6 separate regions of the Homo sapiens genome follow, and all the other regions are linked to region 2. Evidence: chromatin contacts called from ENCODE Hi-C or POLR2A ChIA-PET data. All regions are on one chromosome and are shown on one strand. The core of a region is the stretch at or near the end of the contact, and the rest is flanking DNA. Distances in the headings are between cores, read along the strand shown. Region 1 holds the start of B4GAT1-DT (B4GAT1 divergent transcript). Region 2 holds the start of TOP6BL (TOP6B like initiator of meiotic double strand breaks). Region 3 has its middle 4.8 kb from the start of CD248. Region 4 holds the start of SYT12 (synaptotagmin 12). Region 5 holds the start of SLC29A2 (solute carrier family 29 member 2). Region 6 holds the start of NPAS4 (neuronal PAS domain protein 4).

What was found. A loop is a pair of places that touch in the nucleus more often than their neighbours do. ChIA-PET counts read pairs that join two places held with the same protein, here RNA polymerase II (POLR2A). Pooled maps may share reads with other maps.
Region 1: a pooled map shows a loop between it and region 2 (7-fold over the local background). The contact joins the promoter of B4GAT1-DT here to the promoter of TOP6BL in region 2. A Hi-C loop is called at or near these places in 1 of 37 single-sample maps with no recorded cell type and 7 of 50 pooled maps. POLR2A ChIA-PET finds 5 or more read pairs at or near these places in 1 of 52 experiments (WTC11).
Region 3: a loop to region 2 is called in a pooled map, with 7 times the contacts of the local background. The contact joins the enhancer-like site here to the promoter of TOP6BL in region 2. A Hi-C loop is called at or near these places in 6 of 50 pooled maps. POLR2A ChIA-PET finds 5 or more read pairs at or near these places in 5 of 52 experiments (A549, OCI-LY7, Panc1 and 2 more).
Region 4: a loop to region 2 is called in a pooled map, with 3 times the contacts of the local background. The contact joins the promoter of SYT12 here to the promoter of TOP6BL in region 2. A Hi-C loop is called at or near these places in 5 of 50 pooled maps. POLR2A ChIA-PET finds 5 or more read pairs at or near these places in 2 of 52 experiments (CD4-positive, alpha-beta T cell and RWPE1).
Region 5: a pooled map shows a loop between it and region 2 (8-fold over the local background). The contact joins the promoter of SLC29A2 here to the promoter of TOP6BL in region 2. A Hi-C loop is called at or near these places in 6 of 50 pooled maps. POLR2A ChIA-PET finds 5 or more read pairs at or near these places in 4 of 52 experiments (A673, GM10248, Panc1 and 1 more).
Region 6: a loop to region 2 is called in a pooled map, with 5 times the contacts of the local background. The contact joins the promoter of NPAS4 here to the promoter of TOP6BL in region 2. A Hi-C loop is called at or near these places in 11 of 50 pooled maps. POLR2A ChIA-PET finds 5 or more read pairs at or near these places in 4 of 52 experiments (AG04449, Caco-2, GM12878 and 1 more).

Annotation. Positions count from the first base shown.
Region 1 is chr11:66,346,682-66,349,713 of GRCh38, forward strand. It overlaps B4GAT1-DT (B4GAT1 divergent transcript), which reads left to right and starts at 1,310. Exons shown (of 2, transcript NR_135761.1): 1 at 1,310-1,389. It overlaps B4GAT1 (beta-1,4-glucuronyltransferase 1), which reads right to left and starts at 948. Exons shown (of 2, transcript NM_006876.3): 1 at 1-948. The coding sequence starts at 864. It overlaps TRS-GCT3-1 (tRNA-Ser (anticodon GCT) 3-1), which reads left to right and starts at 1,439; the gene lies at 1,439-1,520. RefSeq lists a silencer at 992-1,581 and an enhancer at 1,608-2,108.
Region 2 is chr11:66,743,372-66,746,347 of GRCh38, forward strand. It overlaps TOP6BL (TOP6B like initiator of meiotic double strand breaks), which reads left to right and starts at 1,398. Exons shown (of 15, transcript NM_001302084.2): 1 at 1,398-1,548. It also overlaps a transcript of SPTBN2 not described here. RefSeq lists enhancers at 625-1,125, 1,617-1,726, 2,167-2,256 and silencers at 1,087-1,476, 1,887-1,986.
Region 3 is chr11:66,310,809-66,313,726 of GRCh38, forward strand. No RefSeq gene overlaps it. Among named protein-coding and RNA genes, the nearest start is that of CD248, 4.8 kb to the right of the region's middle. RefSeq lists a silencer at 1,393-1,642. Within about 2 kb of position 1,408, at least 39 of the 41 ENCODE cell types and tissues checked have a DNase peak (open chromatin) inside an H3K27ac peak, as active enhancers do; they include OCI-LY7 and Panc1, where a contact is called at or near this core.
Region 4 is chr11:67,021,884-67,024,706 of GRCh38, forward strand. SYT12 (synaptotagmin 12) reads left to right here and starts at 1,251. Exons shown (of 8, transcript NM_177963.4): 1 at 1,251-1,577. RefSeq lists enhancers at 1-740, 1,682-2,182, 1,911-2,010, 2,183-2,683.
Region 5 is chr11:66,370,051-66,373,019 of GRCh38, forward strand. SLC29A2 (solute carrier family 29 member 2) reads right to left here and starts at 1,710. Exons shown (of 12, transcript NM_001532.3): 1 at 1,513-1,710; 2 at 1,194-1,275. The coding sequence starts at 1,541. RefSeq lists a silencer at 1,406-2,165.
Region 6 is chr11:66,419,587-66,422,613 of GRCh38, forward strand. NPAS4 (neuronal PAS domain protein 4) reads left to right here and starts at 1,449. Exons shown (of 8, transcript NM_178864.4): 1 at 1,449-1,768; 2 at 2,534-2,685; 3 at 2,865-2,967. The coding sequence starts at 1,594. RefSeq lists an enhancer at 1,495-2,091 and silencers at 2,024-2,338, 2,032-2,326.

The DNA.
Region 1 (3,032 bases), core at 60-2,559, 400 kb before region 2:
ATAGAAGGGCCGCACCTCGCCAACCTGGTAGAGCTGCACCAGCTCGTTTTTGTTCATGGGCATGCGGCGGGCTCTTCGGATTTCGAAGGCAGGCACCACCAGCGCGGTGCCTCCCCACTGGTTGCTCTGATCCAGCATTTCCCGCAGGCCTCTCCACAGCCCCTCGCTGGGCACCATGTCCACATCGATCACCAGGGCATAGTTGGCCCCCTCACGAGCCAGATTCCTCAGCAGGTTATTGGGGTAGGAGACATTGGTGCCCAGCGCATAATTAATCCCGGGCTGGGCCACCCTGGCTAGCTTGTCAAAGACCTCCTGGCAGGACCGCAGCAGGGCAAACTCCCCCGGCTCCCGGGGGTCGGGCACGGCTGCCTCGTAACGCGAGGGGCACACGAGGTGCATGGCGACCCTGGCGCGCATGTCGGGGCAGTGGCTGCTCAGCGCGTAGGCCAGCACCGTGGCCAGCTGCGCCTCCTCCTTGGTGGCCGCGAACACCGACACGGACAGCGGGCCCTCCCAGCGCTCCAGCAGACCCGACAGGTGCAGCAGGTTGTCCACGCTGGCGTGCGTGGCCAGGATCACATCGTTGGGGTCCATGGTGGTCTTCAGCAGGCCCCTGTAGACGCGGTAATCGCCGCTAGCGTCCAGGACGCCTCCAGAGGCCAGCGCGGTGCGGAGCTGCGCCTTGACCTGGTCCACGGACCGTGGGGACGGGGGAAAGAACTCAAAATATTGGTCTTGCTCCTCCTGCCCGTGCAGTCCGGACAGCAGCGACAGGTAGAGCAGCTGCAGCATCGCCACCAGCATGAGCGCGGCCAGCAGCAGCTGGTAGAAGGCGCACCGGATGGCGTAGGACATCTGCATGGCTCTCGGGGCTCGGGGCGCGCAGCAACGACCACCCGGCCACAGACTACGCCAGCGGCCGCAAGCCCGGATTTACCGCAGCCTGCCGAGCGCAGCCGAGGCGAGCCGAGGCCAGCCGAGCCCCGAGCGCCGCCCCGCCCGCCGCCCGCCGCCCGCCGCCCGCCGCCCGCCACCGCCCCCAGCCCCCGGCGCGCCGGCTCGCCCCCTACGAGGGAGGAGGAGCCACGGCCCCGCCGCTCGGCCGCGCGCCGTGCAGACGCCCGCCCGCCCGGGCCCCGCCGGCTTCCCGGGACGCACTCCTCTCCCTCCCCGCCGGCGCGCGCACCCTGGACCGGGCGCGCCCTGAACGCGCGGCGCGCTCGGCCGGACTCGGAGGGAAACCGCGGCAGAGCTCGGCTGCAGCGTGGTAAAGGATGGCGCGGGCTCAGCAGAAAGGAAATCAAAACGCTCCCTTCCTTCCGCGGCTTCTTCTTTCCCTGTGTCCGAAGAGGTCTGCGTTGCGACTTACGTGGTAGTGCTTGGAAGGTGCGGAGTAGATGAGAGATAAGTGAATGTGGACAAACCTGTCACGTAGGACGAGGTGGCCGAGTGGTTAAGGCGATGGACTGCTAATCCATTGTGCTTTGCACGCGTGGGTTCGAATCCCATCCTCGTCGGCCCTGTTTTATAGAGGTTGGGGGGGAAGCATCTACATTTTCACATCCTGCCTATTTGGAGCAGCAAGCTGGAGGTGCGAGGGGTGAGGCATCTAAATTTTCACATCCTGCCTGTGGAGCAGCAAGCTGAAGAAAACTGAACTGGGGGTGAGAGTGGAATTCGATCCCAAGTCTCTCTGGTCTTTATCCACCACGCATCTCCTGCCTGCTCCTACTTCAGGTGTCTGTAGCTCTGGGCAGAGGCCAAAGGTGTTTTCTTTCCTTCTAGAAAGAGGGCCCAGGGGTTGGTGGCACGGAAAAGACTAGAACCGGGATTCTGGCCAGTGTGAAGTTGGGGGCCAACGTATGATCTGCAGGAATCAGGGAAGCCCCCCATTGGAGGCATCGCCCTCCCCGTCCGAAGTAGTGGTACTTGTCCTACTCTCCAGCACTTCTCCTAGGGCGGAGACCTTGTGTCCACATGCCCTGCTCCCCAACACACACAATCTCTTTTTTTTTTTTTTTTTTTTTTTTTGAGGCGGATTCTCGCTCTGTCGCCCAGGCTGGAGCGCAGTGGCGCGATCTCGGCTCACTGCAACCTCTGCCTTCCAGGTTCAAGCGATTCTCCTGCCTCAGCCCCGAGTAGCTGGGACTACTAGCGCATGCAGCACGCCCGGCTAATTTTTTGTATTTTTAGCAGAGACGGAGTTTCACCGTGTTAGCCAGGATGGTCTCGGATCTCCTGACCTCCTGATCCGCCCACCTCGGCCTCCCAAAGTGCTGGGATTACAGGTGTGAGCCACCGCGCCCGGCCGCACACAAACTCTTAAGCAGAAGGCTTTGAACATTCCAATATCAGGCCACTATACTCTTAATAAGTATTTGTGGATTAATTCATCTGTGGACTCTTTAGAACAGGAGAGGCCGTGGGAAGGGCAGACACTGCCACTGCTAAATCAATTACCGTATATTACTCAACTTTTTAGGCTGAGCCAGGGAGGCCCCTATAGGGCAGAGTGCTCTGAATCTTGGGATGTCAGGACAGACTGGGCAGGGCTTCAAATAAGGATAAAGTGTTTGTCCCACTATTCCACAGGCAGTAGGGTGCCAAGGTTGTTGAGTTGAAGAGTGATCAGAAAACCTTTATTTTGCAGCCCAGAGCAAAAACACACACTGAGTACCTGGTCTCTGCCAGGAACTGTGTTAGGCACGAGGGATGGGCCTTGGAGGAGACACAGGTATTGTCCTTGAGAGTTTCCACTGGTGACCTTGGCTGTAAAGAGGAGAAAAGTAAGTGCAGATCCTTTCAGCACAGGCCTTATAGACTGGAGGCTCAGAAGTCAGACATGCTGCCATGTGGATTTTCTTTGACCTCCTCAGTGTTTTATTTTTTATTTATTATTATTATTATTATTTGAGACAGAATTTTGTTCTTCTTGCTCAGGCTGGAGTGCAATGACGCGATCTTGGCTCACTGCAACCTTGCCTCCTAGGTTCAAGTGATTCTCCTGCCTCAGCCTCCTGAGTAGCTGG
Region 2 (2,976 bases), core at 148-2,647:
TACTGGGCAGGCACTCTGCCAGCTCGCCAGCCTGTTCTGTCCAATCCTGGCGTCTTGGAGCTGGGGTGGAAGAATTTTTCCTGAAGGAAAGCAGCCAACACCCTGTCCCACCCTTCTCCTTGGGCAACTCTTTGCCAGGCAGGAATCTCTCATCAGGGTTTTCTTTTGGCTGTCAGATCACCAGCAGTTATAGGCTTAAGCCCCTGTCACCATGCCCCTCCCGGAACCTGGCAGAGAGCAGCAGCTGGGACTCTGCAGGACCTCCTTATTCCAGCCAGGAATGCACTTGGAAAACCCCAGAGCTTCTCCTGTCAGCCAGAGCCCAGAAAAGCCAGCTCCTGGTCTTGGCACATTCAGTGCAGTCAAACGTGGAAAGGGGCCTGGATAGGGAGGGGTCGACTCCCAGGTCCCACCTTTGCGGGGGAAGCTGGTCCCCCTGGATTAGGCTGGGAGATGCTTGGGGCTGGTTGTAAGGTAAAAGACGGGGGGTCGTTTTTTCTTTTTTTGAGACAGAGTTTCGCTCTTTTTGCCCAGGTTGGAGTGCAATGACGCGATCTCGGCTCACTGCAACCTCCGCCTCCCAGGTTCAAGCAATTATCCTGCCTCAGCCTCCCGAGTAGCTGGGATTACAGGCGCCCGCCACCACGCCCGGCTAATTTTTGTATTTTCAGTAGAGACGGGGTTTCACCATGTTGGCCAGGCTGGTCTCGAACTCCTGACCTCAGGTGATCCACTCGCTTCGGCCTCCAAAAGTGCTGGGATGACGGGCGTGAGCCACTGCGCCCGGCCCAGGGCGTCGTTTTTAATTTCAGATTAGTAATTTTTTAGTATATGTCCCAAAAATTGCCGAGATATGTGTATGGTTATAAAAAAAATTCGCTGTCTATATGAAATTCAATTTTAATTGGCCGTCTTTTTCTTTGCTAAGTCTGGGACCCAGGGCTTGGCCTGGGGCAGCCCCCGCCGCAGACAAGGCTGTTGGAGGGGTCACGAACCCGCTTGGTAGCCCCGCGCCGTTACCGTCGCCCCTCCCGGCCGAGGGAAGGGTCCTGGAAAGCGCGAAGGGCGGCCAAAGCCCGGATTAGGGCCAAGGGCCGCATCTCGCCGCCACCGTGGGAAACTATCTTTGAGAGGAGGGAGGAGTCGTGGCCTGGCCTCATTCCCGCTCACCTCCAGCCTTGGCCGCCTCTCGCGGGCTCTTCCCCGCCCCGAACCTCCCACCTGCGGGCCCACTGGCACCCGCGGCGCTCAGAGGCTCTAGGTGGCTCCCGGCGGCGGTTCGCGGTCTCGGGGCCCTGCAGCGTCGAGTGCGCAGGCGCGGCGGGCAGGTGGGCGGGGCGTGCGCGGGCGCAGGCGCGCGCGCGGGAAGGGATGGGCTCGCGCTGCCGGGCGTGGGCGTGGACTCGGGCGTGGGCACTGGCGGAGTTCCAAGCCCGGGCTGAGGAGGGGGCGGCGGCGGCGGCGGCGGCGGCGGGCGGGTACCCTTCGACTGGGCGTTGCCGCTGTTCCCTGCGCGGCATGGAGGGGACGGCCGTGGCCGTGTTCGAGGTGATGCTGGGAAGGGAGAGAAAGCGGAGGACACTTTCTGAGGAGACGGGCTTTGTGAGGAGACCGCGAAGTTTGGGCAGAGGGGTCGGGCGTCGCCTAAGGTGAAGGAGGAAGGTTCGGGAATCGAGGCCCGTCTCCCACGGGGAAGCGAGGAAGTAGGAGCAGATGAGGGCTCTCGCTCGCGGGGTACTCTGTGGGGGAACGACGCCCTCTCTCCAGCCTACGGCTCAGAAAGCTGCGGCGTTTGCCGAGCACCGGCGGACACCCAGGGGCAGAGCCTGACGCAGCCTCGGAGGTGCCTGCCGGAGCCCAGCGCCTTCCATGCACCGGGTGCTGGGAGGGGGCGCGGAAAGAAGGAAAGGAATGGGGCAAGCCCTGGCGTTGCGGGGCGGGGTGGGGGGAGTCGGGGCGCCAGGACAGAGGCAAGGAGGGACCCAGTGCAGACTGGGAGCGAGGGAGAGTTTTTTTAGGCCCCGGTGCAGGTGCAGGTTTCTGGGTTCGAAGCAGCTGGACGTGGAAGGGCGAGGTTCAGAGGCCACACCTGTGCTCGGGGAGCTGCTCTGGAAGACGGCACTGAGCGCCTGGCGCCGGCCACGCCCCGTGTGCTCATTTCATTACCCACTTTCACGGCCGGTGCCCAATGGGACGTTGAGCTGCTGTTTGTGAGGGGTACTGGGCAGGTGACAGAAGCACAGGCTCTGAGGGCACCTGAGAGAGTACCCCCGGGCGTCCTGCCTGTTTGTTGTCATCAAAGAAGGCGGCGGGATTCCATTTTACAAATAACCGAACCTAGGCTAGAACCCAGGGCGCTGACTCATAGGCCAGTGTTCTTTTCCCAACTGCGCTGTCATACCGACATGAGAATATCTTTAGGGTTTGTTTGTTTGTTTGTTTGTTTGTTTGTTTTTTGAGACGGAGTCTCGCTCTTTCGCCCAGGCTGGAGTGCAGTGGCGTGATCCCGGCTCACCGCAGTCTCCGCCTCTCGGGTTCAAGGGATTCTCCTGTCTCAGCCTCCCGAGTAGCTGGGATTACAGGCGCACGCCGCTACACCTGGCTCATTTTTGTATTTGTAGTAGAGACAGGTTTTCACCATGTTGGCCAGGCTGGTCTTGAACTTCTGACCTCAAGTGATCTGCCCGCCTCCGCCTCCCAAAGTGCTGGGACCGGCGTGAGCCACCGTGCCCGGCCCGATATGGGAATATCGTAACAGAGGACGTGTGAAGGAATAGTTAGACTCTACACGTACCTGGAAACCATTCTTGTTAACTGGTACAAATGAGGATCTTAGTTCCCAGATCTCCCTGCCTTTAAAAAGGGGGTAATAATTTTCCTTGTGTTGCCTCCCTGTAAAAGTGAGAATCTGTTTGCATGAATAATAATGGGAGTTGGCCGGGCGCGGTGGGTAGCCTGTATTCTCAGCACTTTGGG
Region 3 (2,918 bases), core at 158-2,657, 430 kb before region 2:
CTGTAATCCCAGCACTTCGGGAGGCTGAGGTGGGTGGATCACCTGAGGCGAAGAGTTCGAAACCAGCCTGACCAACATAGTGAAACCCCGTCTGTATTAAAAATACAAAAATTAGCCGGGCGTGGTTGTGGGTGCCTGTAATCCCAGCTACTTGGGAGGCTGCGGCAGGAGAATCGCTTGAACCTGGGAGGCGGAGGTTGCAGTGAGCCGAGATGGCGCTATTGCACTCCAGCCTGAGCAACAAGAGAGAAACTCCGTCTCGAAAAAACAAAAACAAAAACAAAAAACAAAAACAAAAACAAAACAGAAGTGCTTCAAGCATTCACTATTATTATCGTCAGTATTTAGCGCTAAACCCTATTTACATTTGTAATGGCTAGTGCACGAGCATTGGAACCTGGTCTGGAAAGTATCCCTCTCCCCAGGCCTGATTTGCCCGGAGGTGGGTAAGGGCAAGGTTGGCAGCTAAGGCAGGAAGCAAAGGGCCCAACTGGAGCTCAGTGGTGTCAACTCCCTTCCTCCTCAAGGGTTGCTCCCTGTCTGTCCCACTAATGTTTGAAAAATATTTTACTGGGTTCCTAGCCCTGAACTTCAGCGTCTCCTGCCCTCCAGGCTGTTATTTTCAGAGGTAGAGATGAGAGCTGAGATAGGGTCTCCCTTGAGACACTGTCCCTAAAAACTACGACCTTCAGCTCCTAATTGAGGGCTTCCCCGCCCAAACCCACCCCTTCGCAACACAGCCCCCAGGGAAGGTGTCTAGCCTTTGGAGCACTAGGTGGGGGCGGGGGAAACCTGGTCCTAGGAATTCTAGGCCGCCAGATGAGAGGCGATGCTTTCGCCCTCCAGGCGAAAGGATTTGTCGGGGAGAGACAGCAAGAGTTCGACCAGCCAGCCACTTTAGAGATTGTCAGGGGCGCTCAGCTCATAGGGTGGCTCGAGGGCCAGTGCGAAGCTCCCTTAGGGACGAATTTCCACATACGACGAAAGGCATCTGCGAAAGGATGGGCTGTCCCGTGGGGGGAGTCGGCAGATATTTAAGTAACACTAACATTTAACGAATTAAGCAGCTATTTCTATTTACTGAGCAATTAGTACGCTTTGAGAGAGAGGCCCTACCGAGGCCTCGCGGTGGCTGTAAGTCCGTGGGGCCGAGGCCAGGTGGCGCCAAAGGCCCATCGACGCCATCTGCCCGGCTGTCCGGGCCCAGTCTCCGGGCTCGCCCAGAGAACCCGAAATCTGGACAAACGGAAACCGTAGGTGGAGGAAGAAGAGGGCTCCAGGGCCAGGTTCAAGGGCATCGTGGTGAGAGATGAGGGGTTCGGAGGACTGGTGGATCTGGGCATATCGCGAAGGTGGTAAGGGACCCAGGGGTGGAGTGGGCGGTGCTTGCGCCAAGAGGGTGAGCCTGAGTGTGGGCGGGGCGTGCGATAAGAGGCTCGCTCGGTAGCGCTCTTCGCAGAGCCGTATTTGTGCGCTACGCCGCAGCCAGGGCGCTCTGGGTGGGCGGGACTCCAGGGCCCCCAGGGGCGTGGCTTGCATCTTTCGTGGGCGGCCCCGGGGGCGGGGCTCCGTGTAGGTGAACCGCTACCTCCGCTCGATGTGTGAGGTGTGACAGTCCTACGAGGGCGCAGTTCTTCCACTTTTGTGAGCTTGAGAGGGGGCGGAGCTTGTAGCTGGGGACGGAGCCTGAAGAGGAGGTTGAGGGGAACTTCACACGTTTCCCTGGAGGGCGGAGTTTACATCATCCCCCAACAGAGTTAAGACCTCTGAGGGATTCCCTGCAGTGTCCAGGGCTCTGTGAGGCGAAGCTTGCAGTTGTGTTGGGCGGGGCCTGTAGCGCCGCGTGAAGAGAATGTGTAAACTCGGGGCGAAGTTCATACCTCCTAGAAGCCGAGACTAATAGTTCCGCCAATCTGCGCGCGCCGAGCGGAGGAGGTGGGGCTTGTAGGTTGTGGGCGGGGGACTGGGCGGGGCCAAGAGGGCAGGGGGCGGGCACAATCGCTGCTGGAATCTTTGAGTTGGCAGGGGCGGGGCTTGTGGCTTTGTGGGCGGGGCCTCTGGAGAGCTCCCGGGGGCTCTCTTCTGTTCTGCAGCGAGTAGGCGTGGCTCGTAGCTCCCAGGTCCGGGCTGATACCGCTGGAGTATGCAGTTCGCCGCCGCGCCCGAATGAGGCGGGGCCTGCGAGTAAGTGGGCTGAGCCCGGGCTGGGCGCAGGCCGGGGCTCTGCCCTGGGAGGCCGTCTGTTTAGGCCCGCACGCAGCTCCGCATCTGGTGCTCATTACCAGATGACAAAGAGCCGGCTCTGGGCCCCCTTCCCCACTCCCATCCCCCGCCTCCGACTGCAGTGTATTTAACTGTTTCCTGCCCTCGAGGCGCTCTAGATCCCTACCCGAGGTCACGGAGGGGACTCCAGACCATCCCGTCTCTGCAGGCCTTGTCGCTCCCCAGGCTTCCTCACCTCCTTCCCAGACTCAGCCGTCTGGGCCGCCTCGCAACCCTCATTGGCATCCAGCAAACCTGCCCGACGGCGTCTCCGAGGTTAAAGCTGTGCAGGATCTGGCGGGGACGTCTGGTTTGAGTTAGGGGAACGTGAGAGCGGGGACCGGGGGCGGTGCGTAGCGTTCCCTCCGCCCCCTCCGCGACCCCCTGGTTCATCCCCAGCTCCGGCCCCTCCTTTCCTGGTTCCCTGGGGCCCAGCTCAGCCTTCCAGCTCAGGTCCAGGCCCGAAGGGGGCGCTGGGCCACTCCTCCTCGCCTGCCCGGGTGGTCGTGGCGGCTCTGCCCCGTCCTAATTAGAGGCCCCCAAGAGGCTGTAACTGAAAAATTACAGAGGCGGTGGGAACTGGCGCCTCCCCTCCCCAGGTCTCACCCCCGCCCCCCAAGGCAGTGAGCACGAAATGAGGGAGGTCACTCCCACCA
Region 4 (2,823 bases), core at 1-2,500, 280 kb after region 2:
TGAAGACAAAAGCGCCCCCTGTGGGTGAAGGTAAGATGCAGCTCTCTTTCTTTTTTTCTTTTTCTTTTCTTTTTTTTTTTTTGAGACGGAGTCGCCGCGATCTCACTGCAAGCTCCGCCTCCTGGGTTCACGCCATTCTCTTGCCTCAGCCTCCCGAGTAGCTGGGACTACAGGCGCCCGCCACCACACCTGGCTAATTTTTTTGTATTTTTAGTAGAGACGGGGTTTCACCGTGTTAGCCAGATGCAACTCTCTTTCTAGGGCTCCCCAGCATCCTGTCTTCTAGACCAAGGATGCCCACACTGCACCAAGCCAGCACAGACCCAGCCTCCACTGAGAGGTCAGTGCCCACAGGCTGCCCTCAGCTCTAAAGGCCCAGAGTGTAGATGAGCCAGGAAGCACTGCCACCCTTGCACACTTGCTCCCCATCTGGGATCCTCGCCCCTCTTCCTCCCCCACCCCAGACCGTTGGAGAGGTCTCCCCAGGTGTCCACCCAGCCTGCTCCCCTGGTTACTGTGCCCACAACATGTGGCACCTTCCCCCGCACCCAGCCCCTCCCAGTGCAAGCCGTGCCTCACTGCCAGACTGCGCGGGCAGGGAGGGACCTGTCCCCTGTTCCCGGAAGATGGAAGATCGCCCACACCTGGCACTGTGCCCAGCCCCTGCGGGGGCGTCATAAATATCTCCTGAATGATTCATTCATTCCTTTGGGAGAGAAAGCACGACCCCTTAGTGGTTAAAGGTATGGAGTTTGAAGTCACACAGACCTGGGTTCAATTCTGGCTCTGACCTTTGGCTCTGTGACCTTGGTCACCTCTCTGAGCCTGTTTCTTCATGTAAAAAATGGAGTCACCACGACCAGATTAGGCCACGGTGAGGACTGAGATGATGTTGTAAGGCACCAGCACAGAGCTGACCTACAGCTCAATCGTGGTGGGAGGGAGTAATTATCCATTCAGAAAAGGGGAAACTTTCCGCTGCGCCTCCTGTCGCTGTTTTCCTTGGCTCCCGGAGGTGCGCAGTATCGGGTCCGTTTTTAAGGTAAAGAAACTGAGGCCTAGAAAGAGAACAGGATAACCCAGGGCGCGGAGGCTGGGGCTAGAACCCAGGCCGGCTGGCTCTGAGTCCAGTGCTTGGCCTGCCTCTCAGAGGCCTGTGGGCACGTCCCCACCCACCCCTGTCCCCAGGCGTGGGAGCGAGGGGTTGGGCTTGGCCTCAGGGCGTCCCTGGATCCCGGACGCGCTTGGGGATCTCCGGCTCGGACCCCAGGAGCAGAGACAGCGCTCGAGCTTGTCACTTTAAATTCAAGAGGGAGCGGGCGGGCAAGCGGGCGAGCGCGAGGGAGCGCGCGGCGGGCTCCTGGGAGCGTGCCCGGACTGCGGCGCAGCTCCGGTCCGCCGCCCCGGCCCGGCCGAGCCCCCGGCCCGCGCCGCGCTCCTCGGAGGCGGGAGCCCGGCGACACTGCAGGGGTGGCGTTGCCGCCGGCGGCCGGGCTAGGCGCAGGTGCGTGCGCGCTGCGGGAGGCGGGCCGGCAGCTGGAGCCCAGCCGGAGCGGCGGCCCCTCCGCGGAGCCCGGGTGAGTACGCACCCCGCCGACCCCCGTGCGCGGCCGGGATCGCACCCTGATCGCGGACGCACGCAGCCCCCTCCTCGGGCCCTGGGCCCGGGACCCCAGAGCCCCGCGCACTCCGCGCTCCTGCACCTCCGCGCCGCGCTTGCACACGAACGAATGCCGGGCACCGCGCACGCTGGGCGCCCTTACCCGGCCCGGCCACTCCGCGCAGTGCGCATCGCATCGCACGCCCCGCATGTGCACACACGCGGCTCACCCGGCCATTTACACGCCTCCCCGCGCCCACGCTGCACACACGCCCCTCACTTTCGCATTCAGCGCCCTGACTGTCCTCACTGTCCCTGCTCTGGCTTCGCACCCCCTCCCGACACTCCGGTCCCCATACACCCTGGAGGTTCCCGAGGCAGGAGCGCTGGGTCTGCAGGAACCGTCCCAATCTGGAGGGGAACGTTGCACCCCAGCCCGAGGAGGCCCTGGCCGTGTGAAGAGCCAGATATGACCCTCAGCCGCCGGTGGCACCAGCCTGAGTGGGGGGCTTTCCAGAGCTTAGGAGAGGGGTATGGCGGGGCAGGGGAGGAAGCTTGCCCAGACTCAGGGCCTCAAGGCTGTAGATTTGGGCTGAAGTTGGGGGAGGGAGGTGGGGGGCCGGGAGCCTGGCCTGTGGGTGGAAGGCCCTGAGCTGGCCATCCTGGGAGCTCTCTTCCAGGGGCTGCAGAGAGACTGTGTGCACCCTCCTCCATTCCCAAAAGCCTGGGAAAGCTGCACCATGGAATGTCAGCTCCTTCTCCCCGTCAGGGGATGACAGTTTTAGAGAGCAGCAGCAATAGTGCTTCCTATTAGAAATGGGGAAATTGAGGCTCAGAGAGGGCAGGAGACCCACCGAAGTTACCACAGCCAGTGTGAAGAAGGGTTAGGACAAGTCCCCAAGCCCCCAGCCTCCCTACTCTGAAGTCTGAAAGCTTTCCTAAGCAGCTCTGCAGAGTGGGGGCTCCCAGCCTGGGTTTCAAACCCGGACTCTGCCACTTGTCAGCTCTGGTGACTGACTGACAAATAAAACACATCTGTAGGCTGGCAGCGCTGCCCACACTGCACCTCAGTTTCCTCTCCAGTACAAGGAGCAGGGTAGCAGCCCCCTCAGAGGGCTGCGGTGCTGAGATAACACAGGGCAAGTCACACAGTAGGTGCCCAATAAATGCCAGCCAGCACCTCCCAGCCAGTCTGTCCTGCGGTTTCTGTGGGCTGTTTGGGG
Region 5 (2,969 bases), core at 460-2,959, 370 kb before region 2:
CCATCTTCTGCTCCATCCTGCTAAGCTCCAGGCAGCCCTGGCTGTGGATCTCCCTCTAAACAGGCTGATCGTCTCTTGCCTGCCTGCCTTTGGCATGGCTGTCGCCTCGGCCTGGAATGCCCTACTGACCACACCCCTCCACATGCACTTTGCCTACCCTACTCCCAATTTACAAATCTCCTCTTCCATGAAGCAGAAGGAACTTTCTCCCTCCCCTGGGGACCCACTGCACTCTGCTGCAAGCCTGGAATGTCACGCATCATGTTACATTATTAATAGCTCTTTGGCCCCCTCTTGCTCTCAAGCCCAGGGGCTGATTCATCTCTGGGTTTCCAGGGCCCAGCACAGAGCCAGTACCCAAGAAGCATTTGCAAAGTTGTTGCAGTGAATACAGATGAATAACCCGGTCCCAAAGACAATGCAAACCCCACATTTCTGCCTTCCCTGAAGAGCCTCCCTGCTGTTTCCTCCTGTGTCCCCAGTGCCTGCTCCACAGTAGATGCACATTAAAAGTTTGTTGAATGAGGCTGGGCACGGTGGCTCACGCCTGTAATCCCAGCACTTTGGGAGGCCGAGGCGGGAGGATCACGAGGTCAGGAGATCGAGACCATCCTGGCTAACACGGTGAAACCCCGTCTCTACTAAAAATACAAAAAAAAATAGCCGCGCGTGGCGGCGGGCGCCTGTAGTCCCAGCTACTCGGGAGGGTGAGGCAGGAGAATGGCGTGAACCCGGGAGGCGGAGCTTGCAGTGAGCCGAGATGGCGCCACTGCACTCCAGCCTGGGCGAAAGAGCCAGACTCTGTCTCAAAAAAAAAAAAAAAAAAAAAGTTTGTTGAATGAATGAGTGAATGAATGAAATTCATGGTATTTCAAAGAAAATCAAACGTTCGATAACCGACTTTTGGGGTGACTGACTCAGGAATAACGACACACAGAGAGGGGTGGCAGCGCCTTTGCTCATTCCAGACCCTGTGGGCTGGTGGCCTTGCCCCTCTGAGATGTGGGCATTGCTGAAGTTCTACTTTCCTAGCCACGGGGGAAGCATTCCCCTCTCCGAGCTTCAGCCCATAATGAGCTCAACGAGGGGTCACAGGTGCGCGGTGAGGAAGCGCCCGCTAAGCTTCATCCAAAGGGCTGGAGGGAGGGGTGCTGGCTGTGGCCACGAGGCTGCCACGCCGCCAGGAGTCTCACCGGGATGGCGGTGATGAAGAAGTTCCAGGGAAGGAGGGTGCCCAGCCCCAGGATGAAGAAGCTGATCCCGACCAGGTGGTAGCTGTGGGGATCGGTGGGAAGGTCACCCCGAGGACGCACCCGCCTCCGCAGGCCCTCCCGCCTCCCAGGCCACCCCCTCCGGAGCGGACTACAACCCCGATCACCCCGGTTCCGGCGGCCGAGGGAGTCGGCTGATGGGAATTGTAGTTCGATCCGGTCTTCTCTGAGCCTCGGAGCGCCTTCAGGGAGCGGGTCTGCAACGCCCCCGGCCACTTGCAACGCACCCGGGCCCACTCACCTGTCCCGCGGGGCGTCTCCTCGCGCCATGGCCGCCGCGGCGGATGCGCCTGGGGTGAAAGGGGCAGAGAAGCCGCACCTGCACCTGCGCTGGGGCGGAGGGCCGCAGACCGGTGGGGCGGGGGGCGGGTCTCCCCAGATTCCGGTGCAGGGCGGCTGGAGTCGCACAGGTAGCCTCGGGCGGATTTCGGCGTGTCTCGCGCTCCGCAGGCTGGGACCTGGGCTCCGCCCCGAGGCGGGGACAGAGGGTCGCGCCACCCGTCTCTCCTTCCCCCACCCGCCTCAGGGACTCGACTCTGGCTCGGGCCCCGCCCCACCTAGGGGCCTGCGGAACCCGCCCGCTCCCCGCACAGCCCCTCCCCGCAGCCCCCCGTCCTCTCCGCGGGGGCGGGTCCCGGATCCCTGCGGCGGAGGGGAAGGCGGGGGTAGGGACGAGGTGTAACCTCACCTCCACCCCCCGCCGAGAGCTCTGTAGGGGCAGCACTGGTGCGGGGCTCTTCCCGCTTCGTCAGCTCCGAGGTGATGCCAGAGCCGCTCCTGCGACCCCTAAAGCTGGAACCCACCGGGGCGCCCCCTAACTAGGGAGCCGCTGCGGAGTCCCCGCCCAGAGCGTAACCCGAGCCGGGCCCGGGCGGGGGAACCAGAGCTGCCACAGGTCGCCCGCGATCCTGGCGGGCTTCGCCGCGCTGGGTCCCCGGGAGTGCCTGGAAAAAAACAGCATTACTTTCAACTCCCTACTCTTTTTCTGTTAAAAAAAAAAATTTGAAAAGACTATAAATCATTAATTTGCTCCTACTCTCATAATCTACGAATAGGTGTGGGTTCTCTGCAATCCCCGGGCGTATCGGGGACGCTGGAGAAGTGAGAGGCTCCAAAACACAAACTAGTTTTTTTGAGACTGAGTGTCGCTCTGTCGCCCAGGCGGAAGTGCAGTGGCGTGATCTTGGCTCACTGCAACCTCCCCCTCCCAGGCAGGTTCAAGCGATTCTGGTGCCTCAGCCTCAGGAGTAGCTGGGACTACAGGCGCATGCCACCACGTCCGGTTAATTTTTGTATTTTTAGTAGAAACGGGGCTTCACCAGCTCTACTGAAGAGGTGGCCAGTCTAGTCTCGAACTCATCTTTTGACCAGGCTGGTCTCGAACTCTTGACCTCAGGTGATCCGCCCGCATCGGCCTCCCAAAATGTTGCTATTACAGGCGTGAGCCACCACGCCCGGCCACAAACTATTTTCTTAAGCAATGACATTTTATAGCCATTCCCAGGTTGCTTATGTTTTTCCTCCAGCCGACTGAGAGTCTGTAGGGGCAGAGGCTGTGCTTATCTGGTCCATTGGTTTACTGGCAGCATCTAGCGCCGTTGAGTGATAAATGGGTGGTTGCAGTAAAATGCAGGTGATTTTAGGGAGAACAGAGACAGCATTAAATTACACCGAAAGAGAAAGTTATTCTTCCCATTT
Region 6 (3,027 bases), core at 199-2,698, 320 kb before region 2:
TCCCTAGCCCACTTGCTTCTTGCATTATTGAATCCCAGGATAAGAACGGCACATCCTCGCCCCTGTAGAGAGCAATCATCTGTGGTGAAAAGAGAAAAAAAGCGGGTGTGTGGGGGGGTGGGGATAGGGCAAAGGTGACAGGATATGAAAAGGATAGAAAAGGATATGAAAGGACAGAAAAAGAAACGAAGGTGGAAAGTGGAGAGCTGAAGGTGGAGAGGCAGAGCCAGGAGCCTTAGAGGCGCAAATGTGGAGAGGGGTGGAGGGAACCTGGCAAAAATACAGGGTCCCTGGTAGGTGCAGGGGTCATGGAGGGTCCGGCGCTGCCCCTTCGCTTCTCAGCTGCTCCCCCATCTTGCCCGCCTAGGCAGGGCGGGGAGCCCTCCGGAGCGGTGCGGAGGCAGCCAGGCCCCGCCCGCCGCAGCCGCGGCAGCCGCCGGAGGATTCCTGTCCTAATATGGAGCTGGGATTCCCCCGGCCCCGCCCCCGCCCCCGGCCCGCGGGGAGACAGAGGCTGGCAGCAGGGCGGGGGGAAGCGCTCGCTTGGGGGCCGGCAACGGGGGGAAGGGATGCCTAAGTGCAGACCCAGGTCCTCGCCGTGCCCCCACGTCCCTGCCTCAGTTTCCCCTTCAGTAAGGTTAATTAGCTGAGAGGGAAACCACGAATCACTGCAGACTACAGCGCTGATGTTGGTTTCTATTCTTGGCTGTGGGAAAACAGGATCAACGCCAAATTCAGCTGGTCCCTTTCCCACCGGACTCCCTTTCCACCCATCCTCGGGACTTAGACCCCCATGAACACCCCCTGATAAGCCGCCAAGGCCCGATTTGGGAAGCGGGGGCGGGAATTTGTTCTCTAAAAATGGCCAAGGGAATCCCAGGTTAAATAGTCCCCAGAGAGGAACCCCAGCAGTGACCTGTCCCACGGAGGCCAAGGAAAGTCCTCCTTCCCTGCATGTGAACGTGACCTTGTCTGTCAAGTAACGAGGGGGATTTGTAGACAACCCTGTTCTTCCCCATTCCCTCAACTCCTCAGAAAAATTAGTGTCAGTGCCGGCCCCTCTCTGCCCTCTGCGGACTCCTGCCGCGGGCTTCAGGCCGCCCTAAACCTGGCCCTGTCGCTTCCCTCAACTGAACGCATTCAGACGCCAGGGTCCCCACACTCCATTCAAGCTTTCCTAACGCAGCGCCTTCCTCTCCGCTCAGCTCCCGCCAGGCTTGGCCCCCTCCGCAGCCTCCTGCTCCCCCCTCGCCCGCCTCCCTCCCTCTCTCATTCTACGTCATGAGATGACGTCGGAAGCCGGGCGGGAGGAGGAGCCCCCCTCCCCAGTCAGCGGCTCCCGCTGCAGCTTGCTTAGCCCAGCCTCCCGCTCTCCCGCCCCCCCGGCTCTAAAACGAGCCCCCCACGCCTGGCAGGAGCTATATAAGGCGGCGTGAGGCAGGCGAGGGGGGCAGCGCAGCCGAGCGGAGCCCAGGAGAGCAGAGAGCGAGCCTGAGCGAGAGACGGGGAAGCACGGAGGAGGAAGCCGCCGGTGCGTCGGGACGGGAGCGCAGGTGCTCGGGCACCCGAGCTGGAGCTCCGCAGCCGCCGGTCATGTACCGCTCCACCAAGGGCGCCTCCAAGGCGCGCCGGGACCAGATCAACGCCGAGATCCGGAACCTCAAGGAGCTGCTGCCGCTGGCCGAAGCGGACAAGGTCCGGCTGTCCTACCTGCACATCATGAGCCTCGCCTGCATCTACACTCGCAAGGGCGTCTTCTTCGCTGGTGGTGAGCATGCTGGGGCTACCGCAGATCCGAGCTGCCAGGCGCCGGAGACCCTGGAGCTGAGGGAACCCGCTGGGGCTGTCGCATGTCTAGGGCAGCGTGCTGGCGAGCTGGGGAGATTCGGGACTCGGGAGATTCGGGACTTTCTACTTTTCCTCCTGAGCTCCCTCCAGACCTCACCTTAGTTCTGAATGAGAGTTAGAGAGCCTGGACGGTGTCCCTAACACCAGATTATGAGAGGATAAGAGCCAGGACAGAGCGGCCTCGGTGCCCGCCAGTGCAGAAGCGCTCCGGGAGCCGGGGAGGGAAGCCCGGGAAGTTGCAGGGATGGAGCTGCCTGAGCCTAGGGGAACATAGCTACTGTCCGCGGTGCTGAAAGGGATCTCCTGTCGCCTTCGGGGCGCTGCCCATGGTGCTGACGGCTGCGCCGGCCGTGTATGGCTCTGTCCATGGTTCTGAACCCACAGTCGGCTTCGGAGCTCTGTCCGCGGTTCTGAAATTCAGAGCCGCTTTGGAGCTCTGTCCGCGGTTCTGAAATTAAGAGCCGAGAGGAGCCGACCCCGCTTTAGAAGTCGAGGGCTTGTGGGCTATGGAGATACAGCAACAGGTTCCCTGGCCAAGAGCTGCGGGCAGCGGGTCAACAGGTGTTTGCAGAGGCAGGTCCATGAGAAATTCCTCTGGATTCTCTGAAACTCAGACCATGCCTTCCTCACTTCTTCTCTGCCTCCCAGTCTTACTCCTGACGCACTACGTCTTCTCGCCCTACAGGCACTCCTCTGGCGGGCCCCACGGGGCTTCTCTCAGCTCAAGAGCTTGAGGACATCGTAGCGGCACTACCCGGCTTTCTGCTTGTGTTCACAGCCGAGGGGAAATTGCTCTACCTGTCTGAGAGTGTGAGCGAGCATCTGGGCCACTCCATGGTGAGTGCTAAGGGTCCTTTCAGCTGAGGCTGGGCATGGAGTGGGTGCCGTGAGCCTTCCACTCCTGAGGAACTGGGAATTACTATGGAGGGAGAGGTTATACCCTACAAGATACTGTAGATCAAAGATTGGCTCCTGCTGTTCTCCCTAATGGTCATCTCTTCTTTTCCTCCCTCCAGGTGGACCTGGTTGCCCAGGGTGACAGCATCTACGACATCATTGACCCAGCTGACCACCTCACTGTGCGCCAGCAACTCACCCTGCCCTCTGCCCTGGACACTGGTAAGGACTCCCTTCTCCCTTCCTCGGTCCAATTTCCCACCTGCTGCCCTTCTCCCCACC